Regions from separate parts of the Mus musculus genome. Here all the other regions are linked to region 2. The links are chromatin loops, found by intact Hi-C in ENCODE. Cell type or tissue: heart. All regions are shown on one strand.

The links. A loop is a pair of places that touch in the nucleus more often than their neighbours do. Peaks named below come from ENCODE experiments on the same cell type or tissue, not always from the same donor. Only the 100,000 strongest peaks of a DNase experiment are listed, where the experiment ranks them.
Region 1: it touches region 2 in a loop (7-fold over the local background); 9 of 42 quality-filtered maps call a loop at or near these places.
Region 3: it touches region 2 in a loop (2.8-fold over the local background); 9 of 42 quality-filtered maps call a loop at or near these places.

What each region holds. Positions count from the first base shown.
Region 1 is chr8:78,817,393-78,825,392 of GRCm38, reverse strand. It overlaps Lsm6 (LSM6 homolog, U6 small nuclear RNA and mRNA degradation associated), which reads left to right and starts at 4,241. Exons shown (of 5, transcript NM_001191004.1): 1 at 4,241-4,345; 2 at 5,308-5,406. In heart, no CTCF peak of the experiment used is centred here; a DNase peak (open chromatin) is centred at 4,242; H3K4me3 peaks cover 1,752 bases; H3K27ac peaks cover 2,295 bases.
Region 2 is chr8:78,506,099-78,514,098 of GRCm38, reverse strand. Rbmxl1 (RNA binding motif protein, X-linked like-1) reads left to right here and starts at 5,171. Exons shown (of 2, transcript NM_001252089.1): 1 at 5,171-5,300; 2 at 7,282-8,000. The coding sequence starts at 7,387. Slc10a7 (solute carrier family 10 (sodium/bile acid cotransporter family), member 7) reads right to left here and starts at 4,771. Exons shown (of 12, transcript NM_029736.2): 1 at 4,425-4,771. The coding sequence starts at 4,524. In heart, no CTCF peak of the experiment used is centred here; DNase peaks (open chromatin) are centred at 4,758, 5,188 and 5,488; H3K4me3 peaks cover 3,335 bases; H3K27ac peaks cover 2,743 bases.
Region 3 is chr8:78,620,905-78,628,904 of GRCm38, reverse strand. The region is part of intron 5 of Slc10a7 (solute carrier family 10 (sodium/bile acid cotransporter family), member 7); the gene reads right to left. Among named protein-coding and RNA genes, the nearest start is that of Gm39203, 50 kb to the left of the region's middle. In heart, no CTCF peak of the experiment used is centred here; DNase peaks (open chromatin) are centred at 2,054, 4,764 and 6,384; H3K27ac peaks cover 519 bases.

The DNA.
Region 1 (8,000 bases), 310 kb before region 2:
CCCCTATTGGGGGCGCTATTTGGGGAGAATAAGGAGCTTTTAGGAGGTACAGCCTTGCTGGGAGAAGTACCTTACTGTGGCTGCGGTAGTGAATGTATCCGTGGGAGTTGAGGTGGGGGGAAGTCAGAGTTCTATAGCCTGGCCCCAGATTTCTGGTATTTCTGTCTGTCTCTGTGTCTCTCAGTGTCTGTGACTGTTTGTGTCTGTGTGTCTGTGTTTTGGGTGTCTGGGAGTCTGGGGGTCTTGGACTTTTCCTCCCTTCTGCCCCCACCTTGCCCTCCACTCCTATGCACCCTCCCTCATCTCCCTCCCCCTCAGCTTCATGCGTATGGATGAAGATGTGAACTCTCAGCTTTCTGCTCTGCTCGTCTACTGCAGTGCCTTCCAAACCACTATGGACTCTCTGGAACTATAAACTCTTTCTTCTATAAGCTGCTATCGGTCATGTTTTATCACAGCACTAACAAGCTACTAATGCCCCTTTCCTTAGTCATTTGCCTCTCAGTCAATTAGCATATGACTATCTCAGAAGATATTCAACTCTGGAGTCAAATTAAGAATGTCTTCTCATTTGTTTTAACAAATAGTTTCCACATCCCTTGAAAATGGCTGAAGAGTGGACCTAGAGTAGCGTGGCTTAGCTGTTTCTATTATCCAGACTGAAGGTCAAGGAAAGGTCTGGGTCCCTGCCAGTGTGTCATACTGGCTAATGCAGGGTTCAAACGAGATCAGTCAAAGTTCTTGAAAGTGTAATGCTGATGTTCAATATCCAAATATGCTATGGAAGATGTTGGCCAATCCAATCCAATGCCTGTTTCTACCATCCAGTCAGTCATGCACTCGCAGGGCTGACGTATACTTCATGGGATGAACCAGGCAGGAGACCTTCTCTTCTAAAAACACGACACTGACGAACAGAGCTTTTCAAAGGCTACAAAAAATTGCTTTGAGGCTGAGGCGACGGTTCAGTCAGTAAAGTGCTTGCTGGGCAAACACAGGGCCTGAGTTTTATCCTTAGGACCCACATAAAAACCTAGGCATGATGGGGTATGTTTGTAATCCCAGTTCTGGAGAGGCAGAGGCAGGTAGATCCATAGGCTCGTTGGTAAGCCATCTTAACTGAGAAAGCAAGCCCTGTCTCAAAACAGAGAGATGGCTCAGTGGTTAGGAGCACTGACGGCTCTTCCAGGGGTCCTGGGTTCAATTCCCAGCAACCACATGGTGGCCCACAAGTTTCTGTAAGAGGATCTAACGCTCTCTTCTGGTGTGTCTAAAGAGATAGAGAATGTACTCACATACACAAAATAAATAACTCTTTAAATGTGTGTGTGTGTGTGTGTGTGTGTGTTCCAAGAAATGACACTGAACATTGCCCTCTGGCATATATATGTGCACCTCTAACTTGACAATAAGTCAAAAATAGACCAAAGACCGGAGCAGATGCATGACAAGAGAAGACATCCATCTGTCACCACACATAAGGAGGTATGCCCCACCCACATCACATGTCAGTAAGAAACTGTAAGTTAGGACAGCAATAAGATTCTCTAGTATGCTCCTCAGAGTGGCCCAGATCTGAAACACCGGGGACGTGAGGTACTATTAAGGATGAGGAGCAGCAGAGGGCACAGCTCCATGCTGGGGGCCTGGGAAAGGGAGAGATGCGCTCAAGACAGGGCAGCAGTCCTTGCAGATCTAAACACCTACTGTATGACCCAGCACCCGTTCCTTAACGTTTGCCCAAATGGCTTAAAACTTAACTACAGGACTGGGGAGGGAAACTCAGAGATTCAGAGTGCTTGTGACTCTTCCAGAAGACCAAAGATCTATTCCTAGCACCCCAATCACCTACAACTCCAGCTTGAGGGGACCCATCGCTTTCTTCTTGCACAGGCACCCACATGCAGGTGCACATGTGTAGGGGAAGCAGTTATTCCCATAAAGTAAAAAAAAAATCTTTTAAAATTAAAGATTCAAAACCTAATTCCGCACAAACACCTACGTAGGGATATTTATAACACCCTTTTGGTAACTGCCATAGCTCGGACACAACCAAGCTGACCCTTAGTGAGTGAGTGAAAGCCACTGTGCTGGATCTGAGCAGATTGTTTACTACTCAACACTTAAAGGACACGACTTATGAAGGCCTGGAGGGACCCAAGCCGATCTGAAAAGGCTTGGTCACAGGGTGACAAGTCAGTGACACTATGAAGGACAAAATCACCGTGAAAGGAAAGTAACACGTGACTGGCATGGCCGAGAGGAAGGCTGAAGCCCAGAGGGTGTTCCCTATAATGTTATAAATGAGTATCTTTATGTTATAAATGTGGACACATACATTATGCATGTGCCAAAACCCATACAGAATATATCAGTGTACAACCCTAACCTCTGTATAATAATTCAGGCATATTAATCCAGCACTGAGCTAAGTAAACTGAGCTAAGCTTTTCTGAATTATTTTTATGATGTTAAAAAGTCTCCCTAATAAATTAACGTTATGTGCAGGATTTTAAAGACTGGCTTTTCAACAGGAATCTGGAAGAAGTTTTGCACACATTTTTTTTTCTTGTAAATACGTAAAAGATGCCGGCAAGTGCACACACGGAATGTGGGAAGCTGTCTGGTGTTTTGGTAAAGGCCAGTTCTAAGCTGCTGAGGGGTTTCTCAGGATAACCACAGATTTATACATTTGTTGGTCCAACCAATTGTTGCCTTGTGACTTTATAGACTTGTGCCCTCGAAGACAGTGGCAACTATTCTGCAGATGAACCAGGCCCCCAAAACTCTTCTCACCGCCTGTTCACCAGCCAGACTCGGTGACTGCATCACAGCTCTGTGCTAACGTGAGAGCAGCTATGCTTATATCTATGTCTACCTACCTATTTCATCTCTCTATATAATACGCATATCATAATTACAGTCAGTAAGAAATGTAGTATGTAGCACAATTTGATTTTTCTTTCTTTTTTCTTTTTTTAGACAAGGTCTCAAATAGCCCAGGCTGGTCTCAAACTCATTCTGTAGCTGAGGATGATCTTGAATTTCTGATTTTCCTGCACGCATGCCTGGGTGCTAGGATTACAGGTGTGAGCGCCACTATGCCACTACCGCTGTGGTGCCAGAGATGTTCATGCACACTAGATATGCTACCACTGTGCTAAATCCTCAGCCCCCAATTTGACCTATAAAGCAGTTTTTATTTTAGGGACAAGGCATAGCGTGCTCCTTCTTTGATTTAAATGTGACTTTACCTGTGTTCCTAATTTTATATTTCAAGAGCCTAAAATGCTGTTTGATCAATGTCTGTAATTATTTGGTCTTGACATCAACTGGAATTTTACAGACAGACAGAAGGATGTTCCTGTTCTTTTCCAAATTCCACCCAGTTGTTCACTGTCTGGGGTATCAACCAAAGGCAGGTAGATCACTGTCCAGGATATCAATCAAAGGCACGTAGAAAAGGAGGAATCCACTTTGTGTTTCAGAAAACAATTCTGCATCTTAGATCCTGTAACACTTATCAGGGTTATGTAGCTGTTGTTTGAAGGTATTATAACTTTGTTGAATGTTAAACAACAGAAACAGAATTAAAATTTAAAATATAAATATAAAATATAAGTTAAAATATAAAGAGATCGTGGGGGTAGAAGAAATTGTCTTCCTGTGACTTTTTTTCTTCCATAAATAAAAAGCATGCATTAAGAATTCATGAAGTATCCCTAACCAAGTTCCCATACACTACTTAAATAGTATCTGCATGCAGTTTCCAATTAAACTAATTTGTAACGTTTTCTAATTGATGCCGTTATAATTCAGAGTTGCTTGAATTATTTTTTTGTTTCAGCATTCCCATGGAAACAATCTCTTCATACATTTAATTTATATGCAGAAGTTAGTTTGAGGGTTTGAGGCTTTTAACTTGTATTTGTTTTAAATTATTTAAGGCTATTTCGGGGTGCTCAACAGCCATCGTTTTAACTGTAAGTTTCCGTTTCTTAATATTTTAAGGTTCTTTACTGTAAACACACACACACAAGATCACTTCTAGCTCTTGGTTGGTTGTTTTGCTTTCGTATTCTATTTTCTGGCAAAAGAGAGAATATCAGAATATCGGACCTTTACTTCAAGCCCTGGCTGGGTGCCGACGGTACCATTAAACAAACCCGGTCTTGGAAGCCAGCTCACTAACGCGTTCTGACTGTTTTTGATCCCCGCGGGTCGCCATAGGCAAGGAGGACGCTGATTGGGTGAGATGGGAAAGCCGCTGCCGGGGGCGGTTTCGGTTTTCGGCGCGCGCGTCCGCGGAAGCCCGGCCTGTGAGCGTTCTGGATCCGGCTGCAAGGTGAGCCCGCGGCCTGGGAGGAATGAATGGGTGCGGGCAGGCACTCCGGGTGGGAGCGGCTGGCGTAGGCCGCGGATGGTCCGGGCTGGCGGGGAGCGGCTCGAGCCGGGCCTGCGTCCCAGGAGATGCTCGCTGGTCTGGGCCACGCGGGCTCGCGGTGCCGGGCGCGCTCCCGTGGCGCGCGCGCTTCGCGCCGATTGGGGTGAGCGCCCAGGGTTACGGTGGCGCGCGACTTCGGCGCCCTCCTCCACCCGCGAGCCCTGCGCGACGGAAAGTAAATACAGACGAGCGGAGGAAATGGTCCTTGCTGACGGCCTCGGCACACCAACTCCCTTTCTCTTGTGTGGGCCTGTTTCTGTTTCAGCTAAGACCACCAAGTTTTTTAACCACACACCAGTATTTAGTTTTATACTTACATTAAAATGAGACAAGTTGTGATTTTAAAATTCATTGATCTCGTTTGGGCCCCCTGTTTTATTGTGTGGATCTCATAAATTATTCAGCTGTTTCCCAGGCTGACGTCTTTGGGTGTGAGTTTTTTGCTTCATTTTCGCATCCCGAACGATATCGTGATGCCTTAACTTCTATTCCTCAAATTTTCAATTACTAGCATAGATGGTTCTTGCACATTGCGAGACTGGTTTTTCTTAAAGTGTTAGTAATTTATTTGGCTCTTCAAAACCGTGAAAGGGCCTACTGTGGTTCTAAAGTAGCAAAGCACAGCCTCACTTTGGAATTACTATTGGGAGTTTGAACTTGCAGGCTGTGACTGTGTGTGTGTGTGTGAGAGAGAGAGAGAGAGAGAGAGAGAGAGAGAGAGAGAGATAGAGAGACAGACAGACAGACAGACAGACAGAGACAGACAGAGAGACAGACTGACTGACTGACTGCACATGTTAATCAGATGCTGGAACAGGAAGAGACAGCCAGTACCCATCTAGCCTAACTTCCTTATTTTGCAGATGAGCCTGGGGCCGTGACAGGTGAAATGGTGATGAGTTACGCAAGCTGCACAGATAATTAAGTAGCAGAGATTAGAACTCAGGTTTCCTGCCTCCCAAGTGAGTACCCCTAACGACTGCAGCAGCTCTTCTCTCACTGAAGGGTGGCCTACTAGATAATAGAACTTCTTTAAAGAAAGTTTTGTTTTGTTTTTAACTCCCTGGCTTATTTTCTACTTTTGGATTGAGGGACTGGAAAATAGAAAAGTTACATTTTTGTGTTCAGCACTAGAAATTTATTTATTTTTTTGAAGGTCAACCCTTTCAAGACTTTGACGATTGCTTCCAGCTTCCCCGTGTTGGGATCAGATACTTCTGATAAGTGCTACTGTTATCCCTCCCAGTACCGAAAAGTGCATGGACGTTCAGGTTTCCTCTGTGTTTACATATAAACTGTGCAGTCTTCCTGTGCCCTTCACATCATCTCTAGATTACTCACAACGTGCCATTTAATGTCACTGGTTGCAGTAGAGTATTGCTTAGGGAGTACAGCAAGGGGAAAGTCTGTGTCTGGGTAGCAGAGAGACCGCTGGACAAGTAATTACAGCTTCATTTTACCAGGTGAGGCAAGGTTGGCTGGATCCGTAAACACTTTAAACCCACAGACACAGAGGGGCTTGCCTACTCAGCATCTGGTTCTCACGCCAAGGCTCGCCTTTCCTAAAATCCCGTGGTGTTTAAGCCAGAAAACCGAGAGAGAGGGAACGAGGTGGTGGCTAGGGCTCCCTGGCAGCATTTCTGTCAGCTGACGTGTTGAACCACTCCCACCACTCAGTCCTTCGTTGTAGAGTGCTGTCCTCTGAGCCAGCAGTTCCCACCCCAAGGTCACAGCCCCTTTGGGGGTGTCTGGCGACCCTTCCTCGGGAATTGCATGTGCATATCAGAGATTTACATTACAAATCATAACAGTAGCAATAAAATTAACCTTATGGTTGGGCTCACTATACCATGAGGAACTGTGTTAAGGGCTCACACATTAGGGAGGTTGAGAACCACTGCTGTACACTGTAGAGTCTTGAGGGACATCCCTGACCTCTGTAAACTAGATCCTAGTTACCACTCTCCTGTAGTGACAGTACAGACTGTAGACATTTTCAAATGTCCCCAGGGTGAGGCACAAAAGTCACCTCTGGTTGAGAGCAGCTTGCTTTTAGGAGTTAGCCTAAGTAACCCAATTGTCAGGGCACTCATGGCCAAACCTGGACACCTCGCAAGGGTGACCTCTGACATCATATGCACGCTGGAGCAGCTGCTTCTGCCCCGCCCCACTACATAAGACAAACGAGAAAAACATGCAGTAAGAAGCAAACACTGAGTAAGTGTCAGAAATCTGTATGTGACCAGGCTTCTTCCTAGGCTTGGCTCTGACCACCAAGCATTTCTGTTTTCCTTTCTTTTAGTATTTAATGGTTGTTAGAAAAGAATTGCAGGCTCGTAGCTGTTGAAGTGCGTGCATGATGCTTTAGTAGCCATGCCTGTTTAGTAGCTATGGTTGTAGACGGGTAAGGGAGGGATTGGACTTTCTGATACCATCTTTGAATGCCTCTTCCACACACAGTCTGTTCAGGTGCCAAGACTACTAGAGAAGTGAGATTTTTCTTGTCCTCTTGAATTTTTAAAGTCTCTTTGGAGACTGAGTCTAACATGGCTAATATATATCACTGGGTGAATACAGTTTGATACACACACTGCATGTGCCCTTCCCTTTACTTCATTGTTTAACTATGAAAAAAGTTGCTGTAGAGCAAATATTCTCTTACTAGACCTCTTAGTGGCTTCTCTCAGGAAATAGAGTGCCATGACCATGCACTTATGAAAATAGGTTACTTACACGGGCCTGCATAGGAGGCAGGAGAGGGTGATGCTGCAGCCGTAGACATGAGTGTATCTAATTTTGAAGGAAGAACTTTTGCCAAGGTGACCCTGGCAGAAGGAACTCTTTTTCTTGTGTTTATGGTTCAAGAGTCTTATCTCTTGCTTCAGAAATTGTCAGAACTATTCCTTCTGCCTTATCCAATTTAAAAGATGAAAACTTAAAATTACTTGAGCCAAGTGATGGAAAAAATTGTGGTGTCAAGACCAATTTACTTGTACAAAATGGATTTATGGGCAAGTCATTAAGTAACAGGGTGTACCAAGGAAGCCTAATGAAGACTAATGCAAAGGGTCTGGCTTCCTGTGTGATGAATAAATCGAGTTTGAGTCAACCATACTTGTTCCATATAACTTCAAAAGCATCCTTTCAAACCACCGAGCAGAAAGTACGCTAGAGAACAAATGAGGGGTTTGCGTCCAGCTCCTCCTCTCATGTGGCCTGAAGTCTTCTGAGCAAAGCGCCTATCTTCCTATACAGTGTAGATTGTGGACACACAGGGAAGCAGGAGTCCAGAGCTATTGCTGTGGCTCTGCCACCTAAATAGGAAGCAGAACCAAGAAGATTGCTGCGTAGGGTTTTCCTGTGCCCTCCTACCATGGTATCCAGCTAGCTAATATCGGATAATTGACCCTGGGGAGGCTAACCCAGAAATCTTGGTCTCTCACCCAGGGGCGAAAGTGGCCCTGCACTCCTACAGCCACCTGTCTCCTTTTGCAGGGTAGATTGTACTTTCAAAGCCAGAGACTCAGTGCCCTTGCTAAATAAGGCTGGTGGCCTA
Region 2 (8,000 bases):
AATTTCTAGTGAGGAAGAGTTGGACAGTCAGTGACATGGTTGCTAGCAAAAGACAGGGATGGCTCCAAAGACATATGGACGTAGTAACATGGCGTTGTTCCATTCAGTCATCCAATCTTGAATTTTCATTGTTTCAAATCCCAGAGACAAGTCACAATAACTTTTGTTATACTAGATGCAGATGGTAATTCTAAATCAAGAAATGTAGTGAGGCTATTCCAAGATAACTTACAGGTTACAGGTCAAGGAGAAAGGGAGATTGGATTAAAGAGACACACAGGCAGCTCTCTGGAACTCTTTAGGACTAGAGGTCACCCACGACAAAATAAAAGCTAGCTAGGCAAATACTTAAGAGGAATGAGCTGACACTAGGGTACAAATTTGTCACTTTCCAAACTAATAATTATATCTCCCAGGTCACCAAAACAATAAGATCCAGACCTTTATAAAGCTCAATAGTTGTTTTCCTTTACCTTTAAATAATTCAAATATGTAATAAACCCACTGACACAAAAACAGGCCCCTAAGAAAATGAACTCATTTTGACCTCTGTCTAGAAGCGGTTCTCTTTATTTTGTTGTTGCCATTTGCTTTTTGAGACAGTGTCTCTCAATAAGAGCTCTGTCTGTCTTGGAACTCATTCTGTAGACCAGGCTGGCCTGCAACTAAGAGATCTACCTGCCTCTGCCTCCAGGCATGGGATTAAAGGGGCGTGTCACCTGGCCTGCTTGCCCAGTCTTTTTAAAGGGAAGAAAGGAGGAACTCTTTTGTAATGCTAAAGAACTCCAGCAGCCCCAGAAGCCTCCTCAAGCTCACCTCCAAGCACCAACTAAAACAGTCTAAGGGGGCAGGGCATGCACATCAATCCCCTTCCAGGCGGCTTTACCAATTGACTGTGGCTTGGGGAGGGGACTGCAAAGGAGCAAGGAAGCTCCGGTACAGAGTCCCATCTACAAAGCTGGGTTCCATACACAACATCGAGAAAACAAAACAAAATGAACGAAAAAAGCCCAAGTTCAGTCATCAAAGCATGAAACTAAATAAGGTGCTGTAAGTATTTTATTAGTAAAATGAAAAGAACCAAATACTTCTCTTTAAAACGTTGGGGTAGGGGGTTGGGGGTAGACCTTTAATCCCAGCACTTGGGAGGCAGAGGCAGGTGGATTTCTGAGTTCAAGGCCAGCCTGGTCTACAGAGTGAGTTCCAGGACAGCCAGGGCTATACAGAGAAACCCTGGCTCAAAACAAACAAAAAACAAAAAAAAAAAAAAATTAAAAATAAATAAAAAGTAAAAGGGCAGAGGCTAGGCATAGAGATGCATATTTTTAATCCCAGCATTTAGGAGTCAGAGGCAGGTGTATCTCTATGAGTTTGGGGCTAGCCTGGGCTACACAACAAGTCCCAGGGCAGCCAGAGCTAAATTAAATGAGACACTGTTCGAAAATAATTAAATAAATAAATTAACTAAATTAAATAAAATAAAAGAACGTGTAGGAGCGTCTATTACTGTGTATGCATTTAAAAATTAGCATTCCTGGCCTGACAAGATGGGTTTTGCGGGTATAGGTGCTTGTCAATCCACAGAACCCACATAGGAGAGAACTGATTCCTACAAGTTGTTCTCCCACCTCCATATGCACCACACACACACACACACACACACAAAATTAATTAATTGATTAAACATCTTAAAATCACATTTCCAGCCAGGTGTGGTGGCACACAACTCCCTCTAATCTCAGCACTTGGGAGGCTGAAGCAGGCATATCTCTCTTGAGTTGAGGCCAGTTTGGTCTATACAGCAAGTTCCAGGTCAGCCAGGGGTCTAGAGAGACCCTGTCTCAATAAAACAAAAACAAAATTAAATCACCTTTCCATCATGCAGTAACTTCAAGAAGCGCTTTAGGGGACTATAAGAAGTACATGAGAGAAATATTTGCAGTGACCCTTCTACTCTAAATCTTCAGTTGTTGTTGTTTAGGGGTGTGCTGAAAGTGTGGCTCGAGATTGTTTTGAGTTTTGTTTTTATTGAACAGGCTTTACAGGTCAGACCACCAGTTGAAATGGTCACAGAATATAAAGCTCTCAACCAACCTAACAACCTACACAGAAAATTCCAGTCATTTGACTCTTCTTAAAGACAAGTAATTTTTATACAGGAAGAGCCCTAGAAGAAACACAGGAAGAGTTGTTGTCTAATATTTAGCTAATTAGAGTATAGAAATGTTTTTATTCCAGAGCCTTTTATCTCTTTATAGTGATCTCTCTCTCTCTCTTTCTCTCTCTCTGTTTTTACCAAAACTGTTATTATAGGTATTTGTCACTGTTATTATAAAAGAGAAAGCCCTGGTTTCCATTGTTCCCTAACTAACCTCTGATGTGGTCAGGCCTCAACATCTACAAAACCAGCACTGGGGGTTGGGGTGGGATGGGGGTGTGGTTATAGGTAGAACATGTGCTTAACATGTGTATGCCAAGACCCTGTGTTCATACCCCAATAATCTAACCAAAACATAAAGTGGCATGCTGATTTAAATTATTTTATAAGTTACTTCTAGCTGGAAATATTTATCCTGCTCCTACTTCTTAGATTTTTATTTATTTACTTGTTTGCTTATTGATTTATTTGTTTGGGGGTTTCCAGACAGAGTTTCTCTGTGTAGCCCTGGCTGTCCTCTGTAGACCAGGCTGGCCTTGAACTCAGAGATCTGCCTCCTGGTGCTGAGATTAAAGCTGTGCACCACCCCCACGAAGAAAAAAAAAGCCTATAATACTACCATAAGGATTGTTGGAAAATGAAACAGTATTTCTAAGACACAATAGTGTAAAAAAGTTCAATAAGCAGAATCCAAGGGAACAACTGAGCTCACAGAGTCCATCTTGTATCTGCCAGAACAAGAAACTCTAGGGAACTGATTCACCATCAGCAACCTTCCTGTCCACTCAGCACTGGGGAAGGCAAGGGAAAAGGCATTTGGCAAACCCAGACATGCGGGGCTATAGGCCACACACGTCAGCAGGAACTCCATCTCAATGCTGAGCAGAGATCTAGCCTCACTGTAACCAGTACAGTGGAGCATCGTAAGTAGCCTCAAAGACAGGAGCATGTCACTTCTCCCAGCTCCAGGAACAAGAGATTCCCCCTTCATTTGACTGAACTCAAAATCCCAACTTAACAGTTTCCCAAAGGCTCACAGAAAGGTTGTTTCTAAAACTAACTGGTAACTATACATACTCTATGTTGCATTTAAATTTTAAAATATGTTAAATTTAAAGGGGAAAAAATTAAATATAGAAAGCTTTCCTATCGAAATCACTGTTTAAATAATTCAATCCAAACGATTCCAGAAGTTACTCTAAATGGAGAAATTAGGGCTGGGGAAAGAAAAAACACTATTCAGAGAGATCATCCATTCACTTCTGTAAGGTTTTAATAACAAGGTAAAATTTCAAATATCTACATGGGCACCTCCTACTTGGGAAAGACTGTGTGTTCTTCTGTCCTTATTTGGGTCCATTGCATGGTTGATATATTCGATCTGCCAATAAACCTGGAACCTAACTCATGAGGTCAAAAACATATGAACTGAAGAAACTCAATTAATATCTATGAAAAGCAGAACAAGGTTGTCTGAAGGTGGGGGAGAGGGTATAAAACGCCAGTGACACGTCCCATGTTCCCACCAGTGTCCACAGGTCACATTACAAAGCTCCTACTATTCAGAGATTGGAGCGGAGGTTTTAACCCATCCACACTTCCCTGCCAAAACATACAGTGTGCATAGTCTAACACAGTCTGCAACTGTTGGACGGCTGCTGTAGTAACGGCAGCCCAGCAGCACACGGAAGTAGTGTCCCGTAAGGAAAGAGTGCAACGTGTCAGTACAATTGGGAGTTTTAGTCAGCAACTAAGGCACACTAAAAATTGAAGTTTGGAGCAAGGGTATCCTTTTTTCCTTTTTCTCCTATCCGCCGCTCCCGCCAATAATCTCCCCCAAACCCCTTTCTCTCCAACAGACTTTTTTTTGGGGGGGGGGGGCGGCAAAAGGGAGGAGTCGGAAATAGACTGGATAATGAGGTCTATTCCAGGATAGATAAAGAACTCCTGGCAACCTATAGTCCCTTGGGATGGGATGCTACTAAGAACGAGAGGAGTAACTTTCAGTTTCTGTACCCTCACTCCGGCACTGAGCAGAAGTCATTGATTGCCCGCAGAAAAGGCAACCTGCACTCCCACTCCCCTGCCCCATTCCTAATTCCCTCCTGGGCTAGCAAGTGAGAAGAACCTGCTAAAAGCCCCCCTCTCTCCCGCTGCGAGACAGAGGGCTGTGCCGCAGCCAGGGCGGCCGCTCCTCCCGGGGACTCGCCGACGAGTTCAGAAGTGGGAGCCGGCGCGCTGCAGCCGGCGGAGGTGCGGCACTTACCCCCGTTCACTCCGACCGACGGCTCGAGCTTAGCGGCGCCGATCGCCACCACTATCCCGACCATGAACCATTCTTTCCTCGCCCTCTCCAGCAGCCTCATATTTGTTAGGGCGGGTGGGTTTTGTTTATTTGTTTGGCTGGCTTGCTTTCCAAACTGCGATCCCTAAATCCCCGGGGCGTCTCCACACTTTCCTCGATCCCTCCAGACATGCAGCAGAGCAAGTCAAATTGCCACTCGTAAACTAAAGACCGAGGGGTGGCTCGGGCGGCTCCGAGGCGGGCTGGGAGTAGTAGTACCCAGTGACAGGAAAGCCTCGCTGAGCGCCGCCATCACTACCACGCACCTCAGAATAGACGCGCCCACCCGCCGAGGACCAGGGCGCAGGGGACGTAAAACGGAGGCACACCAGGAGCACGCAAGTGAGACGAGTCACGGGCTGCACTAACAGGACCCGCCGCCGTGCATACACGGCCAAGCTTGGGGAGGCCCGCAGTGGGAGAGAGGGATGAGGCGCCCCAGACGCCCAGCCTCATCATGGGTGTCGCTGCAGTAAAGCTATATTGACGGCGGCCCGAGCCCCGAGACATGCCTTGCAGAGAGCGTCTCTCACTCTGCCCTGAGCCCGAGAGACCCGCGGCGTGCGCTGGGCCGGTACCGGGCTGCGCCGTGGCGGCGGCTGCGCGCGCCAATGCCTGCTATGTCTATGCGCGTATACTCGAGACATTACGGCGACGACCGACGTCGCGTTGACGTTGCGCGGGGGGAGGGGAAGCCATTCGCGGCCTCTGGTTCTCGGCGGGAGCGGCGGCGGCAGACGCGTGTGGCGACCGGCGCGGGAAAGCGGCTTCCTAGTTAGGGAAGCGTTAGCCCCGTGGGTAGGTTGAAAATCGGTGGCCGAGCAGACGTCCGGGACGGCAGGCCCCCCGCCTTCCCGCAGCGGCGGCGGCGGGAAGGCGGGGAAGGCGGGCTGGGCCTTCCCGCCAGGTCGGTGGCCTGCCCGGGCCTTTCTGCCCGACCGCCTCCGCGGCCAAAACCCGCCTCGGGAGTGGGGAGGACGGCCGGGATGGGGCAAATCTTCCCTGGGGGGCGGTGAGAGAGCGACCCAGGCTCCTCCCCACCCGTGTGCCGCGCGTGGGCGGGCGATTCCGGAGGCCGCGTGGTGCGGGCCTTTGCCTGACCCCGAACCACTAAAGCAACAGGACAACTGAGAGGGGGCCAGGAACTCAGAACAAAAGCAGTGAGGGCCAGATCCAGGGTGGAGGGTCTGATGTCCGCCCCCTCCCCCAACCCTCGGTTTCTTGCATTGCATTTTGGCGAATCTATGACATAGTTTCACGAATGGTCTTCCGAGCATCAACCCTTCCTCTTTATGCACCCAAAGAAAGAAAGGAACAAAGTATTGTGGGACATTTTGAAGCAGCCTGGTATCAGCTACTTGAATAGTTTACTATGGAACGTAACGTTCGAAAGGGATTGTACCAGACTTTCATTCTGAATGCATTCAAAGCTTGAAAGAGACTCGGCGTGCAATTTGCTCTATTTAACTTTATCTTGCTGACATGACTCGCTATCCAAAAACTAAGCTGCTTTAAGCAGTTGTGCTATCAGTTCTCAGTTGCACAGCCCCCACTGCTCGGTAATTACGCATCAGGCAGCATGAAGAAAAGCTAATCTCAAGATAAAAAGAACTTAATAGGGAGACATTAAACAATTTACCAGGCAAAAGAAGTACATGAAATGTGATAAAGGCTTATTATAAGACAGTCACAAGGTAAGTGGAGTTCTAGGAAGTAAAATTTATAACATAATTTTCTTCAGTAATTTTGCTTGGTTCAAAAGGAAAAAAAAATCTGCCTCAGTCATCGAATACTCAAAAGGTCATCACAGATAGTGCTGCTTAAGTAAGGCTGCTCACAGAGTCTTTCTAGAGATTTTGACCTGTTTAGAACAAAATCTTAATTCATAGAATATTTTAACCGTAGTTTTGTGAATTGTATTGTCAAGGACTGTATTAGTTTGCTAGGGCTGCTATAACAAATAGTCCCCTCCCCGAGTTAGCTATACTCAGACAATAGACATGTTGTTTTACTGTTGCAGAATAAGGAAATCCAAAATGGAGATATTGGAGGGCCATGTGTTCTAAAGGCTCTTTCCAGCTTCTTGTGGCTGTTAATATTCCCTGGCTTCCTTGATTTAGGTTCTGATGCTCCAGTCTCGACCTGGTTAGGCATCACATCTCCCTCCATATGTTTCAAGTGGCTGCTCTCTGCATCCTTGAGCATTCATTACCTTTTTTCTGTGTGTATCTTTAAAAGATACTTGTCCTTGGATTTAAAGCCTAACCAGATAGTCCAGAATAATGGGTCATATTCATTTAGATTAAGTTTATGAGCCTATATCCTTTCTCCAACTTAACTGGAGTACCATCCCCTGTAAAAGACACGTTTTCCCATGACCTCAGAAGGTGACTTGTAGAAATCAGATGTTGATAGGTATGAAAAGCTGCAGTTCTTCTGAATGTCATACAAAGGTGTGCAGGTGGAGTGTAAGCACCACGTAGGGTGGAGAGAGGAACTAGATTGAGATATCTATAAGCCAAAGTAGTCTAAGAATTACTGACAACCACTGGAAGCTAGGAGGGAGTCATGGTACAGATTTTTGTTAAGGCTTCTGATAGAAACTTACCTTCATACTTCGTGACTTCCTGAACTGTAAGAAAATCAATGTTTTATAACACACCTCCCACCCCCAGCCCTTTCGCAATGCATTGTTACAGCAGCCTGAGGAAACTAATACAATAATATTCACAGGTGCTCGTGTGCAGTAGTCCTAGTGGCTTTTCTGTTCTGTTCTGAGACCCAGCAGCTGTCACCGGTGAGCTACTTGGAAGGCCGATTTGGCGAGCTTGTAGGAGGAGCTTGAGACCTTCACGTCCCCTCCGACTCTCAGCTGGAAGGCAAGATGGTTGAAGCAGATCGCCCAGGAAAGCTCTTCATTGGTGGGCTTAATACAGAAACAAATGAGAAAGCCCTTGAAGCAGTATTTGGCAAGTATGGACGAATAGTGGAAATACTTTTGATGAAAGACCGGGAAACCAACAAATCAAGAGGATTTGCTTTTGTTACCTTCGAAAGCCCAGCAGATGCTAAAGATGCAGCTAGAGATATGAATGGAAAGTCCTTGGATGGAAAAGCCATCAAGGTGGAGCAAGCTACCAAACCATCTTTTGAAAGTGGCAGGCGTGGACCACCTCCACCTCCAAGAAGCAGGGGCCCTCCCAGAGGTCTTCGAGGAGGAAGTGGAGGAACTAGGGGACCCCCTTCACGTGGAGGATACATGGATGATGGTGGTTATTCCATGAACTTTAACATGAGTTCTTCCAGGGGACCACTTCCAGTAAAGAGAGGACCACCACCACGAAGCGGGGGTCCCCCTCCTAAAAGATCAACACCTTCCGGACCAGTTCGAAGCAGCAGTGGAATGGGCGGAAGAACACCAGTGTCCCGTGGAAGAGATAGCTACGGGGGTCCACCACGAAGGGAACCCCTGCCATCTCGCAGAGATGTTTATTTGTC
Region 3 (8,000 bases), 110 kb before region 2:
AGCAACAAATTAATTTTATGGTTGGACATCACCACAACGTGAGGAACTGTTTGAAAGGGTTGCAGTATTAGGAACGGTGAGAAGCACTACTCGGGAAAGAGAATGCATTTTATGGGAAGAGAGCGGAGGGGAGTCAGTACTTGGGAGGAAGGCAGGATCCAGGCTAAGACCAAAGATCAATACACGGGAGTATGTAACCTTTGTTTTTGGCACATAAGGTATAAGGATGTTTTTGTATGCCAAGAGAAATGAAACTAGTAATCAAGAATTTATCAGGGATACTCCCCACTTGACCAGAGAGGTTAGCATAGTCTCTTTGTGTTTGTCTCTTTGCCTCTGCTTCATTAGCCCTTCTTTTCTCTCTTTGTTTACAAAAACAAGAACAAATGATACAAATATACTGGCCTTTAACAAAAAACGTAATTCACAATATAGCTTTCCCCTGCCCCTGAATCCAAGGGCACTGTGATGCACATAGATAAGCACCCTATCTCTTCATCAAGCAGAGCTTGGGTGAGCAGGCGCTTAAGGGCAGCCTAGACTGGAGAGCCTCATGGATGTCCAGAGAAGACACTGACACACTTGGGAGTGCTACATCTACGCTGAAGAGAGTGGACAAAGCAAGGCTGTTCTAGCTGGTTTCATTTTGCATGGGTTGTGTGACAGATTTGATTTCCAGCCTACAGATTTCTTAGAGATGTGAATAAAATGAGGTTTAGTCAACTACAGAGAATACAGAATAAGGTTGAGAAAATACCATCAAAAAGGCCTCAGTCACCACCCCCAACAGCTGTGGCTGATTGGCATCTGGATCTGCGAAGGGAGCGTAGAGTTCACCGTGCCCAACTGACTGCGTCTGTCTGGCCTTGGCAACCGAAAGCCCAGTGGGAAGGCTGATGATAGAAGATCAGATAATCTGCAAAGCAGATAATCTGCGACTCACAATGGAGCATTAGAACAGTCTAGTCGACCACCTGAGCCCCCATAAAATGCCCTTTCCAGCCTACATCAGAGCTTCTGAGGCTATTGACCCAAGCCCAGAGGCAGAGCGGAGGCTCACAATTAAAAGGCTTTGACCCAATTTCTGACCTCAATGTCCGCTTCCTGTGGAGACTGTCTGAACTGACCTAGCAGAATTGCGGAGTTTAGGAATAGAGCCCAAATTACTTCCATTTTATGGTCACACTCACCAAACCATCAAGGCTCTATGTGTTTGGATATATGCTGTCCAACAGCCCAAAACAGTCTATAACCATTGGTGTTTATAGATGGTTATGTTGTTCCCAGAAATTACTTATCTCTTACTCTTATCAAAGCGAATCTTTATGAGACAGTAGCACCTCCTGCGATTGTTTATTGAAGCAGGTCGCTCAGGAGCCTTGGAGAGATCACTGTCACAAACATATCCTTGGAAGACTGGATCGCCAATAGGACTTAGTTCTGTAACCATTGCAGACGGTACAATTAAATGTGTTCAGTACTAAGATAACTAGTTTAAAATGAATTTAGGAATATAAGTATATACATAGACATAGATACATGTAATAACAATGAAAAAATGAAGTCATGAATTTGAAAGAGAATTATAAGGGATATATGGGGGTGGAGAGAGGAAAGGGAAGAGGGAATGTTGTAATTACATTATAATCTCAACAATCAAAAAAGAAATATTCTCTCATTTCATTGCCTATAAGGTTGAATAACTGAGAAGTTCAGAGAAATGAGGAGTTAGCTTCCCGAAGACAAAGGTTCCAAGCTGGAGAAACAGTTACCTGAAAGAAACATGTTGTAATTGAAAGTCAGAGCTAGTTGGGGAGTCCTTTGCTCTACACTACAGCATCCACTTCTGTATCTATTACTCTTTCCAAAGGCCATGTGAATAGGAGTCTACTCTTCTCCTGGCTGCTTCTCAGTGCTGTGCCAACTGAGTTTCAGGACAAATAGATGATTCCTAGCTGAGGGATATGAAGTTCCTTATAGCTTCAAAGTGGCCTGGCTCTCGACAGATTATACAGTTCAAAGTTCACTCAGTTATTCATGCTACACAAATAGCTGCTTGCCAAATAGCTGTCAGTGTCTAAATCCCAGGAGGACGGAAGAGACCATGAGAGACCAAGCAAGACAGCTAACTTCCTGTTTCTTAAAAGGCATCTGAGCAAAATTTGATATCCACTGGGAAGGAAGCGACTTAACTAGCTATGGACAGAAGTGTAGCGAAAGGTACAACTGACTGAATAAAATTCACTTGGACCCAGCGATTCTTAGCTCTCATCCCTCTGAGCCAACCTACAGCTCTCTCAGGGAGGAAACCAAAATGGACAACTATGGGAAAAACCTAAGGGGAAAATGCCCTTTTCTTTGAGTATATGTGAGTCTTCCACAAAGGCATGCACGCTGCCAGAGTTAGCTATGCATTTAGTAATTGAGGGACACTGTGCCAGTAGACTTGTGACATACACTTACAAGATGATGATTATAGAAATTCTGATTAAACTGAGAACTTTGTCTCATAAAAGCTACTTACCATCAATGTATAAAACATTATCTTTAGGTAATGTATTTTGCTTTTTTTTTTTCAAACTGCCAACATTTATTTTTTAGTTTAGAAAATCATCCCACTCAGCAGTGTACTTAGCTTCAGCCGCACAGCTCCGAGCACCTGCTTCACACGGGGCACTAACGTGGCCGGTGCAGAAGAGCTGCAGAGAGCGTCGCCATCACAGTGCAGAATGTAGCTGGCATGCTTTGCAGCAAAGCCATCTGATCCCTATATGCAATTGTATCAGTACACACAAATATATAAGCCAGTACCTCTATATGTTACCATTCCCCCTCCCCTTTGGCTTTTCTGAGACAGGCTTTCTCTGTGTAGCCCTGGCTGTCCTGGAACTCACTCTGTAGACCAGGCTGGCCAGACTCAGAAATCCACCTGCCTCTGCCTCCCAAGTGCTGGGATTAAAAGTGTGTGCCACCACTGCCCAGCTACCATTATGATTATTATATTGTGCAGTTTTCCTATACTTTCCCTTTTAAACTTTATTAACACTTTAATGAAAGAATAAAATATTTACTTACAGAAGCATAAAAGTAGAAATTGTTATTCTAATTTCTATAATTTCAGAGAGTAGCTATGGCACACAGGCATAGTAGACTTACTAAATTTAAACAGTTTCAAAATCTCCTGAGTAAGGGAATCCTGCCCACCATTTCAGCAAAATCTCCAATCTGTCTGTCAGCTGCTTATCTGTAAAGAGAATTCTACCCCACAGACAGAACCCGGTTCTTCTGTAGGAACTGAACTTCATACATCCTGGTGGTCCAAAAGTAGCTCCGGGACTTAGCAAGGGGCCTGTGGGGATTGTACTCCTTCATTAGCTTCTTAGTAAATCTGCCTCTGGCTGTCACCCTGTAAAAGTTTCATTCCTGGAATGACGTCAACAGAGCAACAAACATCTCAAAAGTTAGGGCGGAAACACACTGCCTTAAGTTAATTATGAGAGCTATATGGTCATCTGTGTAATTGAACCACCAAGGCACCCCCCAGAAACCTACTCTACAGGACCAGACGGTTTGCAGTGTCAGGAGGAGGCTCAAGGTTAATCGCTCATTTCCGCCCTCAATCCGTCTCAATTACTGTTAAAGGATGCTGCAATTAGTCACCCCCTCCCTCTCCGGGGGAAAGGCAGAGATTACAGATAACTCATCCCAAACAGACTGCTCGCTTTGAGCCTCACTGGAGACCAGCAAGGTTTGCTATCACACACTCTGCAATCCGTCAGTGCCACTCTCTGGTCAGACAAAGAGGAGCCATCCATCTTTAGGGAAGCAAGGGCTTCTTTTCCCTTCCCCTAAAGGAGCAAATTCTTCTCCCAAGCACTTGCCCCAAGACAGCCTTAGGCAGTTGTTCTTAAAAACCACCCTTGGATGGCCCACTCTGGAGGCCAGCCCCTAAGCTGCGCCTGTGTTCTCAGTCACCCGGGGGACTTTCCATGCTCTTTACTCCCCACTGGTTAATAGAGCGCTGAGCTTCAGTGCTAACCTCTGCAAAAGCAAGCTCTTCAGTATCTCTTTAAGAAGCACTTGGGGGTCAACGGCTTATAGACCTTACCCTCAAATATGATTTCTAAATTCAGAAGAAAAAATAAAATGTTTCCCATATTTAGGGAAGGCATAAGCTCTTTCTAAATATGTGGGATACTAATGAATTCTAATCCAGCAAGGGCTTGGTTATGCTTTACCTCTACAAAAGCAGGTTGTGGGTGGGTGGGAGAATACCCTCATAGAAGCAGGGGGTGGGGGATGGGATTCGGGGCCTGAGGCGGGGGGAGGGAGGGGGGAGACTGGGAAACGGGATAACATTTGAAATATAAATAAAGAAAATATCCAATAAAAATAAGAATAGAGTCATATTAAAAAAGTTAGATAAAAACACAGATGACATGAATTATACAGAGAACAGTAGGGAGAGAAATGAAAGAAAACAATTGTAAAGACCTTTAGTGTTTGAGACACAATAAAAATGCTAATCTTAAAAAAAAAAAAAAAGAAAAGAAAAGAAAAGAAAACAAATCCTAAAAGCCAAACCAAACCAAAAGCAGAAGTGTATGAGTTCCATTACCTGTGATGGCGCACGAGTGTGCTGTGCACTTCCTGTTATGAAGCATGAATGTGCTGTGCACTTCCTGTTATGGAGCACGAATGTGCTGTGAACTTCCTGTTATGGAGCATGAGTGTGCTGTGCACTTCCAGCAGCATGCGGCCCTTAGGTGCACGTAATTACCTTCCTGGGTAAGCTTTTAGAAGCTGATGACTCTCCTGGGGAGAGGCTCAGTTTGCTCCAGGCCTGGGTGTGGTGATCAATTTCTAACTGGTCCCATCCCTATCAGTGCCATTCCTGAATCTGCAGGACATGAACACCATGGGGCAGTTACTGGTTCAGGGACAGCTTCACTCAATAGCTTACAGATTTCCAGGGACTGCACAGGGCAGATGATAGGGGACCTGGGGCCATTTCCCTGTCTGTACCCTCAGTGACTATAGGGAGCCGGCATGCATTTTAATACTCAGTAAATTTACAGAAATCACAGAATGCACATCATCAAATAGTGATCATGTGTCTTAAAAACTAGGTGTGGTGGCTCACGCCTTTAATCCCAGCACTTAGAAGGCAGAGGCAGACAGATTTCTGAGTTCGAGGCCAGCCTGGTCTACAAAGAGAGTTCCAGGACAGTCAGGGCTATACAGAGAAACCCTGGCTTGAAAATGAAAAAAACAAAAAACAAAAGACTGACTTCAAATGGTACTGCTCAAGGCATAGTGAAGGACCAGAAGAATTGTAGATATTAACATGGTATACTAAAAAAAAGCCTTGCAGCTATTTTATAAGGAGCCAGGATAGATGCTATTGTCCTGAGAAGTCCTTAGTATAGACATATTCTTAATATATAACAATGGCTAAATTCCAGAACTCAGGAGAGTGAAAATATTCCAAAAGCATTTAAATCAAATCATTTTTAAATTTCACATAAAAATCAATCATTATATATTGTGTTTTCTCATCAGAAGGTATGCAGCTTTGAACAATGTAAAATTCCAAAACTCAATCTAGACTCACAAAAGCTTCTCTATCATGGGCCCCAAATATCTCCATACATCAAGATCTACTTAGATTCATCCTGGTGGGCTGGAGCTTTTGCTAGGGATGAAACCTGCTTTCCTTGGTACCTTCCCAAGTCCTTACAGTATCTTCTCCATGATGACCTTCAGAGCTGCACCTGTCACAGCTTGCAAGCACTGCTGTCGGCGCAGTGATCACTCTGTTTTGCTTTCCATCATCAATTCAGAAGACTTAGGAAAGTAAATAGATATGAGCAAGTAATTCAAGGTGATTCTCGGAGACTGGACGGTTTCTTAGTAACAGTAAACAGGCCATGTCATAAGTCTTGATCCACATAGTCCTCTGCAAATTCTCCAAATTTATGTCATTCTCTCAATCACCATAGGTTACTCTCCTGTTCTAAATCTGGGCAACGTGAAGCTTAGAAGGAATCAACAACGAGCTACGATGGCCACTGAGATATGACTTCACACTGGTGTCACATGCTTTATAATAATAACAGCAATGAAGGCAGCTAAGAGGTTATGACACTCAAGGAATACTCGCTGAATGGAATCCGTGTTCTAAGCAGCACCTATTCCCTTGATTATATAACATCAGATGGGTGTGGTAGCAATGCCGAAGGCTGAGTTAGGAACCCAGCTGGGCGACCAAATGAGATCCCATTCAAAAAGGAAGGAAGTCCTTCTGTCACTGGGGTGAGCTCTGAGGTTTTTATAGCTTAGCCTCACCTTACTTCCTGCCTCTCCTGCCCACTTCCTGTGAATGAATAAACATGTGGCCTGTCAGCTTCCTGCTCCAGATAGCACATTTCCTTGACTGTTGCTGTGCCTTGCATATCATTTGGACTTTATCCCTCTAGACACCTTTGGTCATAAGCCAAACCAAAACCTGTCTTTCCTATGCTGCTTTTCTTGGGGTATTTTCTCACAGCAACAGAGAGGTAACTATGATATCTTATTCTGGATTGTTTCATATCAACTCAACATGGGAGGGAAGTCATCTGGGAAGTGGGAACCTCAACTGAGAAAACGTCTGCATCAGATGAGCCCGTGGGTAAGCAAGTGCTGCATTTTCTTGATTGATGGTGGATGTGGAAAGACCATGCTCACCGTGAGTGGTGCCAACCCCCTGGCCTGCTTGTTCTTGGGTCAGAAAGCAGGTTGAGCTTGCCACAGGGAGTAAGCCAGTAAGCAGTTTCCCTCTATAACTTCTGTTTCTGTGCCTGGACTGAGTTCCTTCTCTTCTGACTTTCCCAGATGATGGACTACAAGTTGTAAGATGAAATAAACCCTTTTCCAGCAAAGTTGATTTTGGCCATGGTATTTTGTCACAGTAACAGAGATCCTAAGATATTTGTAGTAGCCTACTTCTATATAAGTATCAAACAGAAGAAGAGATAACAGTACAAGCTTTCAGGTGTTTGACTCTGCAGCTGGCCAACAAGGAACGGAATGAACTTTGATATGATACATAACCCTAAACATACACACATATGTACATACAGAATCTATTATTGGCATACATGAGATTTAAAGACACAAAACGATTCACAGTTAGAGGTTAAGCAGGCATATTTTCATTTTTTGTTTGTTTATTTTTTGAGACAGGGGTTGTCTGTATAGTCCTGGCTATCCTAGAACTCACTCTGAAGACCAGGCTGGCCTCGAACTCAGAGATCTGCCTGCCTCTGACTCCTGAGTGCTGGGATGAAAAACACGGGGATGTCAGTTTGAACTCAGAGCCTAAGAAAAGTTGAAAGAAGAGAAATGACTCCACGCCCACACAGATATGTCACAAACACCACACAAAAGTTAATAATAATGATAATAGTTATAAAGGTGAAAAATATAAAAGCAAAAAAGGTTTTAGTTTAAACGAATGCAACTTGAAAAGGAAGGATTATTCTATTAAAGTGAATAAATAGAAACAAGAAAGGACACATATTGATTGGCACATCATCCCGCTAGAAGTCAGGGCACATGACTCCAACAGTAGCACTTGGGAGGCAGAGGTAAGAGAATATTGAATTCACAACCAGTCTGGATTAATGTGTTCAAGACCAGCCAGGCCTCCCAGGAAGTGTCAGACCAGACTGGGCTGCATGGCAAAACAACAGCAGCAGCAACAACAGCAACAACAACAACAACAACAACAACAACAACAACAACAACATAGCTCATCCTGCCAGCAAAGTGTCAAGATGTCGGATAATGGGGAAACTTTGTGATTATAAAAGGAGAAGTAAATACTATACCATCTGAATATACAAAGACAATTTCTGTCTTACTCCAGAAAGTACATGGAGTCTATGTAAATGCATGTTCTTAGTACCATAGCAAGTAATTACTGCTGTTTTGGTTTGAAACATTTTTAATTGGTA